3 separate regions of the Homo sapiens genome follow, and regions 1 and 2 are each linked to region 3. Evidence: chromatin contacts called from ENCODE Hi-C or POLR2A ChIA-PET data. All regions are on one chromosome and are shown on one strand. The core of a region is the stretch at or near the end of the contact, and the rest is flanking DNA. Distances in the headings are between cores, read along the strand shown. Region 1 holds the start of SLC7A11 (solute carrier family 7 member 11). Region 2 holds the start of SLC10A7 (solute carrier family 10 member 7). Region 3 holds the start of IL15 (interleukin 15).

Region 1 (3,090 bases), core at 472-2,971, 3.4 Mb after region 3:
CTACTTTTACCTCATATTTCTTCAGAGCTAATATGTTTCTCTTACTGGGAAAGAAGAGCTGCTCCTTAGGTCCATTAATCAGGAAAATTGTGTGAGTGAAAGGAGATGTAGGAGGAGGAAGAGAATTGGAAAGAAAAGAATCTCTATTTAGCTTCCTTCTTTGGGAGTTTTAGCAGGATTGCATGAGGAAAATGATCCATTTTTGTTTTTTGAAAGACATTAACAACTGAGAAAAAGTATTTATTTTGGTTTTATAAAAACTTTAACTTGGTGTAGCTGAAACCAATTATATAGAATTTAGATAGATAATTTAAAAAGGAGAAAATGTAGCCTCAATTATTTGGATGGCAAAGCATTGAGGTGGTGTCATTTTCTCAGGTGTCAACATAACAGAAAATGGTTCTGACCTTTTCCATGCTACTTTCCTAATGGCGATTTCTCATTTCTTTCTTTGATCATCCTCACCATACTTGACTCCCTTCTTTCCCTGCCAACCTCTCGCACACAGGCTTTTTGTTTGTGGTTTTTGTTCAAAGGTTCAGAAGCTTATTTAATGGTGCGTATAAAGGTAGCTTCAGGGTAATGATAACATTCAATTCTTCTCACTGAATCCAAAACCACATGTAACTATAGCCAAAAATGATATCTAGGATTTCTTTTCTTTTCATATTTGTTTTTTCTTGACACTTGGTTGAGAAAGTTAGAAGGGTTTAAAAATGTTTTGCCTTTTTGACTATTGCAAAGTAAATATTTTAATTTAGCTTACATTTTTAATGCATTTTAAATTTATAATAATAACAATAGTTTATATAATGTGGAAAAAAGTCATACATAATATCATTACTTTCTATAACTACCATTCTGTTTTCCTTTACAGGCTTTTGCTATATACATATTTTTATGTAATTGTAATTGTGTAATTTTGAACTTAGAAATTTTTTTTGGTAATTCAAAGGAACAACATGACAATGAAGGATATGTATCTTTTACATAGTTCAAAAAAATCACCTAGTGCTAATGAGAATCAGAAAATGACTATTTTCTGGAGTCATGGTGAATTTTGTATTAGTCACACTCGGATGGTGATTTAAAATACTGGTTTATTATGAGTAGTAAGAAATAATTTTATCTTTTAATGTTGAGGAAGGCTTATAGTTGTGTGTATGTGACAGAAGTATAAAGTGTAGAATCTTTAATTTTGTAAATATTGGATTTGACTGTATTGCCTTATAAAAAACTCAAAATAAAAAAATAAAAAGCATTACACAAATTATGAAATTCAAACTGTGTTGTTATAAACAATGTAGCTTTAGGATACATTCTACTCACAAAACAGTCGCATGTAAAATGTTTTTATACACGCATTAAAGAAAAAGAAACTCCTTAAAATGAAGTAACTATTTCCTGTTTCATTTTGTTTGAACAGCTTTTGTTGCTCACTACGAGTTGCTTTAAATCTCTGGGAAGGTCTGTTCCGAATTTACTACTTCTGGATTGGCTAAAATCTCTTTAAAGTGTGTGCTTTGTTCTCTAAAAAGCTTAGGTCAGTTGAGCAACAAGCTCCTCCTGTTTTTTTCTTTTTTTAAAAAAAAGAGCTGAGTAATGCTGGAGGCTTCTCATGTGGCTGATGCAAACCTGGAGAATTTGCATCATCATTTAGCTGTAGTAAGTTGGTGTGACAGGCAGGCGCTTAAATACAAGCCCATGAGGAAGCTGAGCTGGTTTGTAATGATAGGGCGGCAGCAGCAGCAGCAGCAGCAGTGGTGGAACGAGGAGGTGGAGAATTGAGAGCACGATGCATACACAGGTGTTTCTGAGTAGTAATTAGATCGCTGTGAAGGAAAAAGCACACCTTTGAGTTTTCACCTGTGAACACTATAGCGCTGAGAGAGACAGTCTGAAAGCAGAGGAAGACATCGATCAGTAACACCAAGAGACACCAAAGTTGAAAGTTTTGTTTTCTTTCCCTCTGTTTTATTTTTCCCCCGTGTGTCCCTACTATGGTCAGAAAGCCTGTTGTGTCCACCATCTCCAAAGGAGGTTACCTGCAGGGAAATGTTAACGGGAGGCTGCCTTCCCTGGGCAACAAGGAGCCACCTGGGCAGGAGAAAGTGCAGCTGAAGAGGAAAGTCACTTTACTGAGGGGAGTCTCCATTATCATTGGCACCATCATTGGAGCAGGAATCTTCATCTCTCCTAAGGGCGTGCTCCAGAACACGGGCAGCGTGGGCATGTCTCTGACCATCTGGACGGTGTGTGGGGTCCTGTCACTATTTGGTGAGTGCGACTTTTTCTCTCGTGGGGGCGTGGCTGTGGGGCTGGAAAGCTTGCTTTCTGGGAAAGCAAATGGTAGTTTTTGAGGAGTGAATGGATGGCAAAGGCCACACCAAATTTTTAAAATTTTTGTTCGGGTACGTGAACTACCCAGATGCAGCATCCGCTGTTGGTGTGATCTGGAACACCCTCAAATTGCTTCCTACAGGCTGTACTTTCTTTTCCTGACTAAGACAGGCTATCTTCTGACTTTTCTCTGTGGTGATGAGAGCAAAGGCTAACTTTCATGACCCAGTAAAAAACATGCACACTTTCTGTGCCGGGCAGTTGTACACTTAGCTTGGGCATTCTGGCAGCTGGCATGCTGAATGAGACACCTGTGAAGTGGAACCTGGCATGGGCTATTTAGACATAGAACGGAGTGTTCAGCAGAAGTCTTACTGACTTTTTATTAGCCAAACAAATGGGTGGCAGTCTTTATAAAAATATTTTTTAAGTTCATGTGCTTGTCACCTCTTAATATCCTTTCAAAAGTCCTTGACATGGGAGAGATGTATGATGGCGCATAACTCAATCCCTATCATAATGGGGTATATTGCAATGGCCTGAGCATATTTCAAATTACTTTTCAACCTTTCATCTCTTCTCAATACCCATACACTTTTGCAATATAAGTTTTAAAACTTCAGTTGGGCGTTAGTTTTCTGTACTTGCCCAGATCTGTTTTTTTCATTATATTTCACTTGTTCTCCAGGGACACAGAGAATTTGTCCACCTGTTCACTAAATTAATCTGAAGGGAACTGGCAGAAGTATA
Region 2 (3,164 bases), core at 83-2,582, 4.9 Mb before region 3:
ATTAAATAGAGGAAATGACACGACGAGTGTCTTTCCAGCTTTGAATAAATTCAGAATTAAAGTCTGTCATCACGAAACAATCTCTTCCAAACCTTAAGTTCTATTTTTAACCATTTAAGTGGCAGATGCCAGGTTATTTCAAAATATCACATACTATTTTCTTTCTTTCTTCATTTGGATGAATGATACAGTGGAGTTCATGCTCTTGCAGGGTCTACCGGTAGGAAGTCCATTCATGAAACCATCAATGTCACTGGTTGCCACAAGACATTTCAAGGAAGAAACTGGCAGATAGAACTAGCACTCGTGGCAATGGAAGGTAGGACTCCCCAACCTCTCAGACTCAATCCCCCACCACTTCCGCGTTGGAATCCGCGACCCTCTTCCCAGAGTTTTCCTGTGGCTTGGGTAGGTCAGCCCTGGGGGCGAGCCAGAGCGGGCACCCGCGCGCCCAGGGGCTTGCCAGCGCAGACCCCACTCCGCCCGCGAGTAGCTTAGTTGGTGGGGAGACTTCAGCTGTCACTCTCGGCCCGCAAAGGCAGATCTGCCCCGATCCCTGCAGCCCTCCCCAGTCCCGGAGACAGGTGTGGGCCGCAGAGGGAAGGGGATCCGGACCAAATGCCCACCCGCAGGCGAGCGACCTGGCGAGGTCGGGCCCACCTTCCTTGGGTTGTAGCGGACGCCGGCAAGCAGGGGTCCAGCGAACGTGGGCATCTGCCCGGCGCCGGATTTTCAACCCACCGCCAGAGATAAGGCTCCCCGCCCACCAGCGAGCCACTTTCCCGCGCGGACACCTCTAACTCCGGCAGCTCAGGCTGGGAACTCGGAGATCCAGAGTGGCCTCCCCTCCCCCCCGCGCATACGTCAGCGCTAGCGTCGTGGAAGCGCCGTAATGTCCCGAAGAAGCGCGTCTCCAAACTTGCACCCCGCTGCCGCAGCTTCAACGGAGAAATCCCTTGCCCCAAGCACACGTCAGCCCTGCCCGCGGAGTCATGGCACAGCAAAAGAGAGGCTCTCCATGGAGATATGCTCCAGAAGGGTGGGTGGCTGTGCCTAAAGGTTTGTTAGAAAAGGACAGTCAGTGAGGCTTGCTGGCTGTGGCGCCTTACGACGCTCTCCCCGACCCCTCGTCATTCAGAAGGTTCCGCAGGTCTCGACAGCGGTGCGCTTGTCAGCCCCATCCGGCGGCCAGCCTCCCTTGCCGGATCGCCCACGTTGTCGGCCTGGTCCGAGTTCTTCATTTCAAAGCATCTGCACCTGCGAGCCCGCGGCCAGAGGCGCTGGGGGCGTTTGTGCGCGTGTATTCTGAGGCGCGTGGTAGTGATGGCGGCGCTCAGTGAGACTTTCCTGTCACTGGCTACTACTACTCCCAACCCTCCTCAAAGCCGCCGGAGCAACCCCCAGGTCTTTACTTTACAATCGGCAATTTGACTTGCTCTGCTGCATGTCTGGAGGGACCAAGGAAAGTGTGGAGACGCTCCAAGGATTAGGTGATCGGAGCTTGAAAAGAAAAAAAGCCAAACAAATAAACAAAACCCACCCACCCTAACAAATATGAGGCTGCTGGAGAGAATGAGGAAAGACTGGTTCATGGTCGGAATAGTGCTGGCGATCGCTGGAGCTAAACTGGAGCCGTCCATAGGGGTGAATGGGGGTAAGTGCTGCACCTCTGCCGGCTCCACCGCGGCTCCCACTTCAGAACTAATTTGTGAGTCTTGGAAAGGTGGGGCAACCCTCATTGCAAGCGCTTGCCAATTTCAGGGGGCACTGACCAGCCTTTGGCCCTTTTGCTGATTTTCTAATTTACCAACCCCAGAGGGAACTTGTAATTAGGAACGAGGCAAAGGAATTTGAGGGCAGGTAGCCTTTTCCGTAGACAAACAATGACTATCCTGAGTGTCAAGAAGTGAGGTTACAGAGAATGAAACTTACTCCTCTTGCCTTCAAAGTAGCATCCTATCCCAAGGGAATCTAGGTTGCTAAGAGTTCCGTATCTATCTTGGAGTGGACCTCATTATCGAGTCTACTTTCGAGTCCTCCCCGCCCCCACATTAAAAAAAAAAGTGGAGGAAAAACAAGAAAAGGGACACCTCCGCCCCCAACTCAGATTTTATGGCCCACATGTTGGAGAGTGATGATTTGCTGTAGTTGCTGGTGCTCCAGAAACTCCCAAGCCGACTGACACGTTGCACTCTTTGATTACAGGACACTTCATTACAGCATACTTCCGTGTGCTGCCGGGATTCAGTTGCTATACTAGCAGTCTAACAGATACAGACTGTTAGACTATGTGTAGTGTAGTGTAGTGTGTGTTTTGGCAAGGAAATGTGGATGGACTGAAAGCATACTTAGATCTCTGAATAGTGGGAGCTTTGTACAGGAGATGATGGGCACTGGTGGGAACATTAGAAATATTAGTTTTTTATGCCCCCCCCAACACCTTTAGACAATCTTGTACTACTTTTCATAAACATTAATTGAATTTATTCAATTCGCTTGTCTTTTTGACCTTGTTTGTCAGTTTCCAAGCTTATTGACAGGTTTAATACCTAACTCATGCAACCGGAGCAAATAAGGATAGAGGTGAACAGGCACAATATTTCATAGTAGGAAGCGCTCAGGAGGATATTTGAAGTTATTTTTATCTTTTTGTTAAAACATGATGGAAGTGAATGAAATGATCTCTTAGGAGAACAGCAGTGGTCCCTTCTCCCCTTAACCTCCACCCCATTACTCTGTTTAGAAGTAGCTTCCGGGAACATTTTAAAAGGAATTATTTAAACCAAAATTGTGGAGATGAAGGATTGTTTGTTTTAAAATTTTGTTCTTCTGTATTCAACTTAGAACAAAATGTGTAGAATATGTAACTGTGAGAATAAAGCAGTTATTCCTGGTGGTTTCTCCCTCTGATTGATGGTAATAGTTTCTTCTTTAACACTGCTGCTCTGTGAACTTTTGGGAAACTCTTGTGAAGATCAGGTCTGTCAAATGAAGACCCCCTATCCCCGGAGCTAAATGAATAGTAAGACTTAGAGTACCTTTGCATGATCTGCAATGCACACTTCACTAGCTATCGCTTCTCGTGTTAGATCTCTTATTTGCTCAGTTTTGAGATGAAATTACAGAGGATGTATGATCTTTAACTTTAAATCTGCAGGGGCTAA
Region 3 (3,015 bases), core at 165-2,664:
GCCTCGGCCTTCCAAAAGTGTATTGTATCTTGATGCTTTCAGTAGAATGGTTCACCTTATAACCTCTACATGGCAGGATGCATAATCACCAGTTTATTCTGTAATACCTGAGCAAAAATTCAGCCTAGCTAATATGGCCTCTTTCACCACACTGACAAGATAAGGATGACGTCCACTTAGTTGGCCACCACCAGTATCATAATATTAGATAGTAGTTTAAAAATATATAATGGAAACTAGCTGGTGACCACCACTTTACTTCCAGTTTTGAAATTGCTGACTCATCCTATTTAAGAATCTGTTGTAAGCATCATTTAAGAATTAGTTTGGTTTAGACATACTTTGAAGTCAACATAGTTTTTAATGCATGGAATTACATAAAGTCAAATGAACTATATACCCTTGCTACATGCGGTCTTAATAACACTTGAAAAAATTGGCTGGATTTTCATTTAAAAGCCACCTTGAATAATGATTTTATTTCAGTGAAATTCGCTCGTATTTTTTCCAAGTTCCTTCGACATTCTAGATACACTATCGCTTCTCTAAGAGATAACTGGCTGGCGCAGAGTTGGAACCAATACAGACCCAGGCCTGACTGCCAAGCACTGACCATTCCTGCAAATTTCTCTCCCAGAAGACGTGTGCAAGCAAAGAAGAGGGCGATAATTTGATTTTGCAAAGGTAGGGATAGACGCGCACGCACAGACATCTGCACCGGCCCACAATGAGTTTGGGACGGGAGCAGTTAGGAAGTGGGGAGCTGCGGTACCTTTTCTTGGCCTTCCTGAGCTTGACTGGGTGCAGAACTCAGCCCTCAGGGCTGCGGGACAGCGTCTTCTCAGAAACCCGCAGCTTGGCTGGGGCCGCCAGACGCGCGTCCCTCACCCTCCCAGCGGAGCGCGGGGTGCCCGGCCCGCCTTGCGCTAGCCAGCAGCCTGGAACGCCGTAAGAGCGCAGCGCAGTAGGGAGTCGCACGCCAGGGGCAAAGGGACCTGCGATCTGCGCTCCTCCGGAAGCGGGAGGATGGCTAGGAGAGCCTCAGAAGTGTCATTAAAGGAAAAACCAAAAATTGAAGTTGCGGCTAAGTTTTCCCCATGAGAAGGCGGGGCAGCTCGGCCAGTAGGATAGACCGGAGGGTAACGCTGGAGCTGGGAGGGGCCCTGGGCGTAGGCTTTCGGGGAAAATTCCATCGCCCTTTCAACCACCACCACTCCCCTCCCAAGGCAAAGAAGCCGAGCTCTGTACCTCCATCGAGTCCTGGCTGCAGGGTGGGGGGCGACAGCCACCGCAGCCGGGAGGGTGCGGCCACCCAGTTCCCTCCCGGGGGGCGCCGGACTTCGAAGGCAGTGAGCGAGTCAGCTGGGATTCCCCCGGGCGCCTGCCACCCGGAGTCCCAACCCCTGGCGAAAAGAAAAGTGAAAGAGAAAGAGCCGGGAGCATAGGCGAAGACAAACACCTCCCGCGGAGACTGGGGGTGGGGCGGGTGGCGGCGGCTCCTGGATGACTGACTGCCCCAGGTGTCACTGCTTCCCGGCCTGTTTCCGTCCCTGCCGGGGCCTGGGGCGCAGAACTTGCAGGGCAAGCGCAAGGACATCGAGGAGCCCCAGCCCCGCCCTGCAGGAACACCAGCCACCGGTCTCCTCCTCTACCTGCCGGGACACCTGCAGAGAAGGCACAAGGATAGCCGCATCCCAAGCGACGGGCACCATGTGGGAAGCTTCCGCAGCTGAACCTGGAGACCCGGGCTGGGCTGGCGCGCATCCAAGTCTTCCTGAGGAAAGGGAAAAGGATGTCGGATCTGGATGCTGGGCGGCTACTCTAGACCGGCCTCTTGGTCCCCGCACAGGCTGCAAGAAGGAAACTTTGAAGTCCAACTAGGGGAAATGTTGGAAGAAGACACCCGGGTGGCAGCTTTGTGCAAGACAGTTGGTACAGGGAGTGAACTTAGAGCAATGAGCCTCTCTGCGGATCACTTTTCCAGCCTATTGTGTAGTCCAGTGTAAAATATCACACATGGTCCCATTTGATGGAAGCGTGAGATGTTGTTCTTGTAGTATTTTTACATTGGAGGAAGGAACTGAGTTGAGGCTGAGTGATTTGCATGCCATAAAGGCAGTAGCAAAGATCTCACGCTTAGTTTTGAAAGTACTTTGCAGAATCTTGCACTCTTGTGAATCACTGAAAATCCCTCTTGTACGGTGCTTTCCAAATTTTCAGAGTCATGGTTCAGAGAAAATGATGTCTTCCTGGAGCGCAGTTTAATTTAGTTTAAAATTTAATTATGTTTTTAATTACATAAATATGATAAATATCAAATAGAAAAATAATAGAAATTATTCACTTTCCATGTACATAAAGTTCCGTATAATATAATTTCATATTTTTATGAAAAATTTGAGTTTATTTTCATTAACTCAATTTTTTGATATCAGTTTTATATTTGAAATAATTACTGATGGACTTTTTGATGAGAATTACATCAAACTCTAGATAGTCTCCATTAACAAAATAAGTGAGGTATAAAAATGCAAAAACAGTTTTTACAACCATTCAAAATTTCACCATAGTTGGAAATTATATTTAAGAATATGAAGCCATCATCCATTTCTGTTCATGACGATGTCATGTTGAATTTTCTTGTGATGGTGTCAATGGATTTCAAGACCAGTCAGAATTTTTCATAGCAATACATTGAAGCTCTGATTTGCAGAATGAGCATGCACTGGGAGAGCAAGACTGCAGCTGGTTTGGATCTCACCACAAGAATATAGCAGCCACGGAAGGACTGATATGCATATGTGTGAAGATAGAGAATAGGGATGAACAAGTGTATCATGTGTCCCAACCTCATTTTGGACTGTTGCAGAGCTTCCTGGACTCCTGCCATGTAAACTCCTCTAGCACCTCTTTCAGCTCCTTTAATGGATACTGTGTTCTCTGCAGCCGGTGAAGGAAGCAGGTGTCCACGCTCAGCACCACCTAGCAGAGCTCAATATCAGATATTGCTGCTGC

Evidence for each region. A loop is a pair of places that touch in the nucleus more often than their neighbours do. ChIA-PET counts read pairs that join two places held with the same protein, here RNA polymerase II (POLR2A). Pooled maps may share reads with other maps.
Region 1: a pooled map shows a loop between it and region 3 (11-fold over the local background). The contact joins the promoter of SLC7A11 here to the promoter of IL15 in region 3. A Hi-C loop is called at or near these places in 4 of 37 single-sample maps with no recorded cell type and 7 of 50 pooled maps. POLR2A ChIA-PET finds 5 or more read pairs at or near these places in 1 of 52 experiments (H1).
Region 2: a pooled map shows a loop between it and region 3 (8-fold over the local background). The contact joins the promoter of SLC10A7 here to the promoter of IL15 in region 3. A Hi-C loop is called at or near these places in 2 of 37 single-sample maps with no recorded cell type and 2 of 50 pooled maps.

What each region holds. Positions count from the first base shown.
Region 1 is chr4:138,240,980-138,244,069 of GRCh38, reverse strand. SLC7A11 (solute carrier family 7 member 11) reads left to right here and starts at 1,721. Exons shown (of 12, transcript NM_014331.4): 1 at 1,721-2,277. The coding sequence starts at 2,001. RefSeq lists enhancers at 1,467-1,706, 1,176-2,375.
Region 2 is chr4:146,520,108-146,523,271 of GRCh38, reverse strand. It overlaps SLC10A7 (solute carrier family 10 member 7), which reads left to right and starts at 1,332. Exons shown (of 12, transcript NM_001029998.6): 1 at 1,332-1,654. The coding sequence starts at 1,555. RefSeq lists enhancers at 485-564, 735-1,154, 1,165-1,244, 1,465-1,534, 1,975-2,204.
Region 3 is chr4:141,634,982-141,637,996 of GRCh38, reverse strand. IL15 (interleukin 15) reads right to left here and starts at 1,414. Exons shown (of 8, transcript NM_000585.5): 1 at 1,249-1,414. RefSeq lists an enhancer at 1,412-1,501.